Linked DNA regions of Homo sapiens: regions 2 and 3 are each linked to region 1. The links are chromatin contacts, found by Hi-C or POLR2A ChIA-PET in ENCODE. All regions are on one chromosome and are shown on one strand. Each heading gives the region's core, a stretch centred on a gene start or an enhancer-like site at or near the end of the contact. The rest is flanking DNA. Distances are from core to core; before and after follow the strand shown.

Region 1 (3,358 bases), core at 571-3,070:
CCTCCTCAGGCACCTGTTCAGGGGCAGTGAGAGAAGCAAAACAGCCCTTCTGTGCCAATGCACACCCCACCTGGGGAAGGAGGCAGACAGGAGGGCTCCTCAGAAACGGCTGATTTGTCAGCCCTGGACAAAGTGAAAGGGAGAAGCAAGAAGCAGGACAGATGGGCAGGTCTCCTGCGGCCCACCCCCCCAAAAAAGGAATGTGTGGGCCGGGCGCAGTGTCTCACGCCTGTAATCCCAGCACTTTGGGAGGCTGAGGCGGGTGGATCACCTGAGGTCAGGAGTTCAAGACCAGCCTGACCAACATGGAGAAACCCCGTCTCTACTAAAAATACAAAAAATTAGGCAGGCGTGGTGGCAGGTGCCTGTAATCCCGGCTACTCAGGAGGCTGGGGCAGGAGAATCTCTTGAACCCAGGAGCCAGAGGTTCCAGTGAGCCGAGATCACGAAGCAAGGAAGGAAGGGAGGGCGCGAGGAAGGAAAGATGTGGCCATAGATCGTGAGTAGGATCGATAAGACAGAACTCCATTGTCGAAAGCTAAATTATGGCAGACACAAAGCGGATGGGAGACCCACATGAAAGAAGGCACTTGGAGCCTTCAGAGAAGAACGCAGGGAGGCAAAACCCCCAAAGGCCTGAAAGCTTCAGCAGTCACTAGAAGGGGAGCTGAATACATGTGCTGAGGGGCCCTGGGGAGACGACCCTTCCAGAGGCTGCAGTTCTTAGGTCTTACCAGCCCCTCCTTGCTGCCCATCTACCAGGTCCAAGGCTCCCTGAATCCTCAGACATTAACTACAGGGGTACCTCATCCTTGTCCAGAGCAGGGTTTCTGGGGGACACAGCCACAGACACCTCCATGTGAGTCCTCCTGCACCTCAATTTGGGTGCTTTCTAACTGAAAGACCAGGGCGGCCAGGCGCGGTGGTTCACGCCTGTAATCCCAAAACTTTGGGAGGCCAAGGCGGGCAGATCGCCTGAGGTCGGGAGTTCAAGACCAGCCTGACCAACATGGAGAAACCCCATCTCTACTAAAAATACAAAATTAGCCAGGCGTGGTGGTGCGTGCCTGTAATCCCAGCTACTTGGGAGGCTGAGGCAGGAGAATCGCTTGAATCCAGTAGGCGGAGGTTGCGGTGAGCCAAGATCGCGCCAGTGCACTCCAGCCTGGGCAAGAAAAGTGAAACTGGGTCCCCCAAAAAACAAAAAAACCAGGGCAGTTCCCCACCACCCTCCAAGCACTGTACTCCAGCTTGTAAATGCTGCTGGGGAGGAAGGCCACTTCTGATCATGCCTTGGTGAGTGAATCCATCTCTGGGGGAGTGGAACTTGTGTTCGCAGTGGTCTACCAGCATCCTAACTGCTGTTGGGGCATGTGGACCCTTTGATTGGACCAAGAATGCAGTTCCCTTATGAGACTGTAACTAGGTTAGATGCTTTCGGGTTCTGTAGCCCAAGGCAAGGTGCTGACTTGCTGGTTTTACGTGCTTAGGGTGACCTCTGCTGGTGGCTTCTCTAAATGTTGGCAGAATACACAGCCAGGAACTGCCGGTACCGTCTCACATCAGCCAGTAGTTGGAGCCACATTGCTATCAGAAGGAAAAGAGTGCTCTTCTCATACAAGAATTATTAAAACAAAGTGATGCCCAATGCTGTTCAAGAATGAACAGCCTGGTCTGGTTAGTAACAAAGGATTCTGGTACTTGGCAACTCATTGTGGATTAGCAAGGGTTAAATAACAAAGTGGGTATTTTAGCGTCATGAGAATCTATCACAATAACTGGAAGAATTGCTGCCAGTACTGGCACCTGGTGTACAGCCCTGGGCACTGCTAGTTCTTTTTTTTTTTTTTTTTGGTTGGAGTCTTGCTCTTGCCCAGGCCGGAGTACAGTGGCGCCATCTCGGCTCACTGCAACCTCTGCCTCCCCTCCTGGGTTCAAGCGATTCTCCTATCTCAGCCTCCCAAGTAGCTGGGATGACAGGCGTGCACCACCACACCCAGCTAATTTTTGTATTTTTTTAGTAGAGACAGGGTTTCACCAGTTGGCCGGGCTGGTCTCGAACTCCTGATCTCAGGTGATCCACCTGCCTTGGCCTCCCAAAGTGCTGGGATTACAAGCGTGAGCTACCGCGCCCAGCCTGTACTGCTAATTCTTCATTCCTCAGTGTCACCAGATGAGGCATACGGCATGCCTCCACACCTCCCACAGGGGCTTTTGGATTCTCTTGCAAATGTCACCAGTGGATCAAACACACGCACAGCATGAACTGCTGGTGGTGTCCGTGGTGTCCTGACTTCTTGCTTCATCAGTGATTTTCTGAGGGCGGCTCCCACTGAGGAAACTGCCCACACTTCTCTGTGTGCTTCTCAGACACAGGTCAGTAGAGATGTTTGGGCCTTGAATGAAGACAAAACCCACGGTTCTGTGGCCCAAGTCACTTTCCTGGGAGACAACTGGGCAACTACTAAAGACGAAGCACCAGGCCGGGCACGGTGGCTCACCACCTGTCATCCCAGCACTGTGGGAGGCCAAGGCGGGTGGATCACCTGAGGGCAGGAGTTCGAGACCAGCCTGGCCAACATGGTGAAATCCCATCTCTACTAAAAATACAAAAAAAATTAGCTGGGTGTGGTGGTGCAGGCCTGTAATCCCAGCTACTCGGGAGGCTGAGGCAGGAGAATTGCTTGAACCCTGGATGCGGAGGTTGCAGTGGGCTGAGATCGTACAATTGCACTCCAGCCTGGGCGACAAGAGCGAGACTCCATCTCAAAAAGTAAGTAAGTAAGTAAATAAATAAATAAATAAAAATAAATAAAAATAAAGCAAACCATGTAAAAAGAAAAAAAGTGCACATGGAATTCGGACAATGGTTGCCTTGGGTGGGACAGCAGAGAATGGGCTGGTCAGGGTAGGATGGGAGGTGGAGTATGTTACTTGGGTTATTGTTAAAGTCCTAGCCTTTATTTTATGGTGGTGGGTTTGAAGCTGCTCACATTATTAAAAATAACCAACCAAATATTTAATTATTCTTGACTTTTAATTTTTTATTGAAAGGGAGTCTCACTATGTCACCCAGGCTGGCCTCAAACTCCTCAAGGGCTTAAGCAATCCTTTCCCTTCAGCCTTTCAAGTAGCTGGGATTACAGGCATGTGCCACCATGCCCAGCCAAAATGTTTAAATATAGGCCAGACTCAGTGGCTTACGCCTGTAATCCCAGCATTTTGGGAGGCCGAGGCGGGTGGATCACCTGAGGTCAGGAGTTCGAGACCAGCCTGGTCAACATGCTGAAACCCCGTCTCTACTAAAATATAAAAATTAGCCAGGCGTGGTGGTGGGCGCCTGTAATCCCAGCTACTC
Region 2 (3,358 bases), core at 442-2,941, 230 kb after region 1:
CTGTTCTGAGCCCTGGCAGCACTGACCCTGGCTGTGCTCTTCACCACAGGCCTTTCTTTGAGGGGATGTCGCAGTCCAGCTCCCAGACGGAGATTGGCAGCCTCAACAGCAAAGGCAGCCTCGGAAAAGACACCACCAGCCCTGTGAGCGCAACCGCGACTGCGGGGCGGGGTGGGACCGTGGCATGTCAGGGCTCGACGCTCTGGCCCTCTGCATCTCTGATCAGGGCTCATGTTGTGACCTTAGAAAAGTGGCCCCATTGGCTGGGCATGGTGGATCACAACTGTAATCCTGGCACTTTGGGAGGTGGAGTCGGGCAGATCATGAGGTCAAGAGATTGAGAGCATTCTGGCCAACATGGTGACACCCCATCTCTACTAAAAATACAAAAATTACCTGGGCGTGATGGTGTGCACCTGTAGTCCCAGCTACTCAGGAGGATGAGGCAGGAGAATCACTTGAAGCCGGGAGGCGGAGGTTGCAGTGAGCCAAGATTGAGCCACTGCACTCCAGCCTGGCGACAGAGCGAGATTCCCTCAAAAAAAAAAAAAAAAGAAAAGAAAAAAGAAAATGGCCTCATCTTGTTTCAGCCTCAGTTTTCCTCCCCTCAGTCTGGCTGGGAGCTTAGCTCTTTGGGGTCATTGCTGTGTCAGGCTGGGTTGTTCCTTTTGGTCTGTTTCTGCCATGGCCCAGCGCCTTCCCTCTCAGAATACATACAATCTCCCCCTCTGCTGGGCGTGGTGACTCATGTCTATAATCCCAGCTCTTTGGGAGGCCAGGGCGGGTGGATCACTTGAGCCTAGGAGTTCGAAACCAGCCTGAGCAACATGGTGAAAGCCCATCTCTACGAAAAATGCAAAAGTTAGCCAGGCATGGTGGTGCACGTCTGTAGACCCAGCTACTTGGGAGGCTGAGGCAGGAGGATCCCTTGAGCCCAGGAGGCAGAAGCTGCAGTGAGCTGTGATCGCACCACTGCTCTCCAGCCTAGGTGACAGAACAAGACCTTATCTCAACAAACAAAAACCTCTCCCTTCGTGTCTGTTCTGTGGTAGCTGAGAGTGTGGCATGGAGTGGGCGTTTGGCCAGTAGTGAGTGGCCCTGCACCAGACTGGGGAAGGAGCAGGTATGGAGAGGAGGGGAGCCACTGAGACGTGCTCAGGAGGCCCTAGTAGGCTTTATTGGGCCAAGAATCCATAGAGGGGAGCAGTGCCCCGAGAAAATTTATAATTTAGTCAAGAGGTTTCCATTTTTTCTGGTGAGCAAGGGGAAAAGGGGGCATGTACTGTAGCAGCCGGAGCCACGACCTGGGCCTTGCTCCGCCCCTCCTAGAAAGGCCCTGCTCCCTCAGCAGATCACAGGCAGGGGTGGGTGTGAGCCTGAAGTGACCTCAGGCCCTAGGAAGCTGCTCTTCCTTCGTTTACAATGGAAGGCAAGTGAGTGTTGTCGCGATGTGAGTGCCCAGCTTAGGATTTGCCCTCCAAAGCCCAGTGTCTTTTCTGTAGATCAAAGAAACAAATCCTTTAAGTCCTCCTGTTCACCTGCTTTACTGGCAGATGAAGCCTACTCATGGTTCACCAGGGGGAATACCAAACTCGCCCTGCAGATCGGTAGTAATTGTGCGGAGATGATAGGAAACAGGAGAGGCCTCTACCGCTGAAAAGCACGGGTCTGAAAGGGCAGGTGCCTGTCCTGGAAACCACCTTCTCTTGGGGCATCCCCTGGCTGCCCTTCTGCCTGTTGCCACCAGGTGGGGCTCTCTCCCAGCTCACCGTTCTTCCTGCTTAGGACAGCGCCCCACGTGACGTTAGTGAGGCAATGCATGGGAAACTGCAGCCCAAACAGACTCCTCCCTGGGAGAAACCCCAGCCCTGCCCCTGCAGACCCTGCACCCTAGACGCCGTTCCAGGCCGGGTTCATGGGGATCCAAGAACTGAGGAGACCTCGATTTACAAAAAAAAAAAAAAAAAAAAAAAACTCTTTCTAAATTTATTTTTTATTTTTATTGGAGTCGGAGTTTTGCTCTTATCGCCCAGGCAGGAGTGCAATGGAGCGATCTCGGCTCACTGCAACTTTCACCTCCCGGGTGCCAGCGATTCTCCTGCCTCAGCCTCCCGAGTAGCTGGGACTGCAGGCACGTGCCACCCACACCCGGCTAATTTTTGTATTTTTAGTAGAGATGGGGTTTCTCCATGTTGGCCAGGCTGGTCTCAAACTCCTGACCTCAGGTGATCCGCCCGCCTCAGCTTCCCAAAGTGCTGGGATTAGAGGCTTGAGCCGCTGTGCCCGGCCTATTTTTTTTTTTTTGAGATAGGGTCTCGCTGTACTCCCCAGGCTGGAGTGCAGTGTGTACCCAGCCACCTCACTTTCTTTGGTATTAGTGTTTAGGATGTGGCTTGGAGATGCATTTCCTCACATGGAACTGCTGAATGGCCCTGCTGAATTGACAGCATCCACATGGGCAAACCCTACTGGGCAAACCCTACCCCTGGCCATGAGAGCTAAATTCCCTCTTAACTATATGGGATGACTCTAGAAAGATACCTGGGAGCTGGCTGAGGGAGGACTCTTTCTTAGTGTTCTAGGAATGTAGAGCAAGTGCCCTAATATAACAAAATGTAACTAAATCACTAACTGAGACAGTGCCCCAAAAGCAGTAAGCAGAACACCTAACACTGTGGATGTTCAATAAATGTTAGTTACCTGACTTATAAAACTTACAGAAAAAATTACTTAGACACTCTGAGCCTCGGTGCCTCATCTGTAGGGTTGTGGTGTCGGTATAGGAGCCCATTTGGCTCAAAAGCCAGTTGAGGGCGGACACGGTGGCTCAAACCTGTAATCCCAGCACTTTGGGAGGCCGAGGTGGGTGGACCACTTGAGGTCAGGAGTTCGAGACCAGCCTGGCCAACATGGCAAAACCCTGTTTCTACTAAAAATACAAAATTAGCCAGGCATGGTGATGCACACCTGTAATCCCAGCTACTCGCGTGGCTGAGGCAGAGAATTGCTTGAACCTGGGAAGCAGAGGTTGCATTGAGCCAAGATCCCGCCACTGCACTCCAGCCTGGGTAACAGAGCAAGACTCCATCTCAAAAAAAAAAAAAAAAAAAAAGCCAGGTGAGTGTCAGCCTTTATAATATGATGGCCTAAGGGCCTCTGTCAGGGCAAAAACACATTTGGGACAGGGTAGAGCTTCTGAGTTTGAGTCTTGACTCCACCACTCCACTGACTGTGTGATCTTGGGCATGTTACCACGCCTTTGCTTCCTCATCTACAAGGTACGTGTTAAAGCTCGTGCCTCCCAAGGTAGTGAGGAGATGGAACAGGATCATGCACATCAGACTGCTGCGTGGGGTGT
Region 3 (3,358 bases), core at 859-3,358, 200 kb before region 1:
GGAATGTGCCAGAAGACCCTGGTAACCCCAGTGGGGAAACTGAGGCAAAAAGGGAAGTGAGTGGCCTCCCCACCTGAGGCAGATTAGGGTGTGGGCTCAGAATTCTGTGTATAGCTTCTTGCTTGGCCACACTCCCTGGTGAGCTGGCTGGTTCTCTACCTGGGGGTTGGTGGGGGCACGCAGAGGGCCAGAGCCCCCTCCCCGCTCCGCCCTCCGCCCTCCACCCTCACCTGTGTTTGACTTGCTGCTTAGCTGCTCCTTGGGATCTGATAAACTGAACTTGGACCGTGGTAAAGGTGAGCTGAGCCCTGAGCCAGGCTCAGTGTGCTGTTATTTTTAGTTTTATTTCACATCCCAATCAGTAACAGATCATGTGTTGATTTTTACAAAGGACAAAGAAATTCCGTTGGTTGAAATCATTGACTTCTTTTTGTCCTAGCTATTTTCTCTGCCACACTTCCAGTGGCCACAGTGGAAGTGGCAGGGGAGACGTATGCCCCAGGGGCTTCCTGTCAGGTGCAGGAGAGGGCCTCTGGGTGGTCCAGGCCACCCGCTGGCACCATCCAGGTGAGGGAGACCTGCCGGCTTCTCTGTAGGCTCCTCCAGGATGTGTGGCGGGAGTCCAATCTCAAGGATGAAGGGAGAATTTGTCCTCATCCCCATGGCAAGGAGAGAATCCTGTGGGTCAAGTAAAGGGTAGAAGATAGAGAACTTAATTTTACCTCTGAAAGTCATGTGGCCCACTGGAGAGTTTTCCCACAGTTTTTGGCAATGAGAAAGGGACTGTCCTCAGTCCACGCTCGGGTGCCTCAGATGGCTGGAGAGTGGGGGTGCGTTTTGTGCTGGCCTGTCCCCTGGCTGGGCCATTCCATCACCAGCCAACCATGACCCCAGAGCCAGCTGGGCACGTTTCCGTTCACCTCACAGATTCCTGGTAAGTTGTGACCAGCTAAGCGTTGACCCCATTTCCAGTGGAGGGCCCAGGAATGTGGGAGTGTTTGAGTTCTGACCTTCCTGCCAGGTTCCTCTGAGACCCTCAAAGCCTCCCAGAAGGTTTTGGGAGAAGGTTTTACAGGCCAGAGACACTGGTCCCCAGCCCGACAGCACTGATTCCAGGGCCCCAGTTTGACAATCCCATCAGCCTCTCTCCCCAAGGCAGAATTCTAGAGCTTCTTACTCCCGGGGCAGAATCTTTCCCCTGGGAAGAGGTGAAGATGGTTGCAAGCACCCTGGAGATTTGAAAGGATTACTGGCTAGGAAGCCACCTTGAACCGCTCCCCCACCCACCCCCCCAACCACCCTCCCCTCGCCTTCCTTTGTTATGTCAATATTGACTTGGAGTGACAGGGAGTAATGCTGGTTCCTTGAGGATAAACCTAGGCACCTGTACCCAGGGGGTAAATTCTACCTCCTGGACCCACCAGGGAAGGGCTCCAGGAACAGGGTTGAAGCTGGTTCCCCCGAGCCCCACCCCATGCTGAGTGAAATCTCCAGGCCAGGAAAGGACCTGAGGACAGACTGAGGCTGGAAGCTGGAGTCAAGGAGCATCCCAGGGCCTCTCCCAGGCCTCCCACCACTGCTTCCCAGCCTCCCCTCTGTCACTGGGCTGGCCACAGTCTGCTCTGCCACTCGCCTGGTGGACACTCGAGCTCAGGGAGGCCAGCAGGCTGGGCGGTGGGACACTGGAGCTTCCTTCAAGGAATGTGGTCCAGCCTGGCTCTACCACTAGGTAGTGTGGGCACTTGGGCAGATCTCTTTCCAGCTGGTCAGGAAAGCTGAGAGTGAGCTTTGGGGCCCAAGGATGTGTCGGGAGTGAGGATAGTGAGAGCTCCGGCCTCTGATGGGATGGTTACCCTGTAGTCATTCCTGGGCCGTGTTTGGCAGCGAAGGAGATGTTTGCTGTGCTTGCCAGGGAGCGGGGCTGGGAGAGTGGACAGCCACACAGTGGACAGAGACAGAAGAGCAGCATGGGCCTGGGCAGCCAGCTAGATGAGACTCCTACCTGTCCCCTGGGATCCTGTCACCCAGGCTGCTAGGCTGTCTGTGCTGAGCTTGGGTGTCCCGAGGCGGAAACCTGGCAGATGATTTGTCTCAGAAAGAACAGGTGAGGGCGAGTCCTTTGGCTGCAGGGAGGATGGCGAGGGAAGCTGGCCATGGGTGAAGTCGGGGCTCCTTTGTATCATCGGCCATTTCAACAAGTCCTGGATGGAGTCCCACAGAGGCACTGGGCCTGTGCCTGGCTGGGTGGGGGCTGCAACAGGAAGCACTGCTCCCACTGTTCTGGGCGGGCACCCTGGCGCGAGGGCCGAGGCACAGTTTTAACTTCTTTGTGGATACCCAGTGAAAAGCGGTTGGGAAAGAGGGAAAATACACTGTCTGAGGCGACCTGTGGCAGTTCACAGCGTGGAAACAGAAGGCCAAGAGACTGGCCCATGCGTTACCGGGCCGGCCTGCCTCTGGCTGGTGCTGGGTCCTTTTGGATGATTGCTAGCTGACCTATGGGGACCAGAGGAGATGGGCACGGGGGGCACCAGCCCTTCCTGATAAGGGTGCAAGGCTGCTGAGAACCAGCTGCACTGTGCTGACATGCTGGGCCCCCGTCTCACCTTCAGAACTGGGCTGACCCCCATGTTCTGGGGCAGCACCCATGTGGTCAGTGGGGCCCAGGAGGGGGTCATCCTTGCATCTGCTTCACTTACTCTCCCCAGAGAGCCAGGGACAGGCCTCATGCCCAGCCCTGTCCTGAGGCCTTGGATGGGGGGACCCGGCACTTTCCCCAACATCTGGGCCAGCAGCTTTCCATCCAAGAGATGGAGGACTTACAGAGGCCAAGGCAGGAGACAGGCCTCGATGGGCAGCTGCCCTGGACACAGTCCCTCGGTGTCCGTGCCTCTGCTCTGAGCCTGGCCCTCAACATTGTCCAGGTAGAGGCAAGTAGGGCCAGCAGGAGGGGACCCATAAGCCCCCAGGCAGTAGGAAGAGGGCCAAGCTAGTTTGGCCTTGCCATACTCCACAGCTGTGGGCGGGTGATGAGTAGTCATAGCGCCACCGCCTTGCCGGAAACATCTAATTAGGGACAGAGAGCACCACAAGCAGGGCCCAACCAGTTCTGCTTCCTGCCTCCTGCCACTCAGCGACACTCAGTGCCAGGTGGCACGCCAGTGTGCACTCCCTGTGCGTGTGGCCGCAGAAGGGACACGCTCATGGGGGTGGCAGGGAGACAGGTTTGGCAGGGTGGGTGGGATGAGGCAAACATCCCCACCCTGGCAGCGGGTGGCCGCCCATCCAGCCTCCTCTGCCCCTCGCTCAGGGTGGAGGTGGACCAGAGAGCCAAAGCAGGCAGGCCCACTCCCTGGCC

What was found. Hi-C counts contacts between places; a loop is a spot of excess contacts on that map. ChIA-PET counts read pairs that join two places held with the same protein, here RNA polymerase II (POLR2A). Pooled maps may share reads with other maps.
Region 2: a loop to region 1 is called in a pooled map, with 8 times the contacts of the local background. The contact joins two enhancer-like sites. A Hi-C loop is called at or near these places in 7 of 50 pooled maps. POLR2A ChIA-PET finds 5 or more read pairs at or near these places in 2 of 52 experiments (GM12878 and HEK293).
Region 3: a map of K562 shows a loop between it and region 1 (2.8-fold over the local background). The contact joins the promoter of OVOL1-AS1 here to the enhancer-like site in region 1. A Hi-C loop is called at or near these places in 22 of 168 maps with a recorded cell type or tissue (B cell, CD4-positive, alpha-beta T cell, CD4-positive, alpha-beta memory T cell and 14 more), 33 of 37 single-sample maps with no recorded cell type and 34 of 50 pooled maps. POLR2A ChIA-PET finds 5 or more read pairs at or near these places in 7 of 52 experiments (A549, A673, CD4-positive, alpha-beta T cell and 4 more).

What each region holds. Positions count from the first base shown.
Region 1 is chr11:65,987,636-65,990,993 of GRCh38, forward strand. No RefSeq gene overlaps it. Among named protein-coding and RNA genes, the nearest start is that of EIF1AD, 13 kb to the right of the region's middle. RefSeq lists an enhancer at 1,727-1,796. Within about 2 kb of position 1,821, at least 3 of the 41 ENCODE cell types and tissues checked have a DNase peak (open chromatin) inside an H3K27ac peak, as active enhancers do.
Region 2 is chr11:66,221,105-66,224,462 of GRCh38, forward strand. It overlaps PACS1 (phosphofurin acidic cluster sorting protein 1), which reads left to right. Exons shown (of 24, transcript NM_018026.4): 10 at 50-143. Among named protein-coding and RNA genes, the nearest start is that of KLC2, 35 kb to the right of the region's middle. RefSeq lists enhancers at 1,466-1,565, 1,626-1,865, 1,671-2,171, 2,172-2,672. Within about 2 kb of position 1,692, at least 4 of the 41 ENCODE cell types and tissues checked have a DNase peak (open chromatin) inside an H3K27ac peak, as active enhancers do.
Region 3 is chr11:65,788,760-65,792,117 of GRCh38, forward strand. It overlaps OVOL1-AS1 (OVOL1 antisense RNA 1), which reads right to left and starts at 2,109. Exons shown (of 2, transcript NR_108085.1): 1 at 2,003-2,109; 2 at 242-678. The region is part of intron 1 of OVOL1 (ovo like transcriptional repressor 1); the gene reads left to right. It overlaps LOC124902693, which reads right to left. Exons shown (of 7, transcript XM_047427980.1): 6 at 2,003-2,325; 7 at 242-678. RefSeq lists enhancers at 2,759-2,918, 3,099-3,258.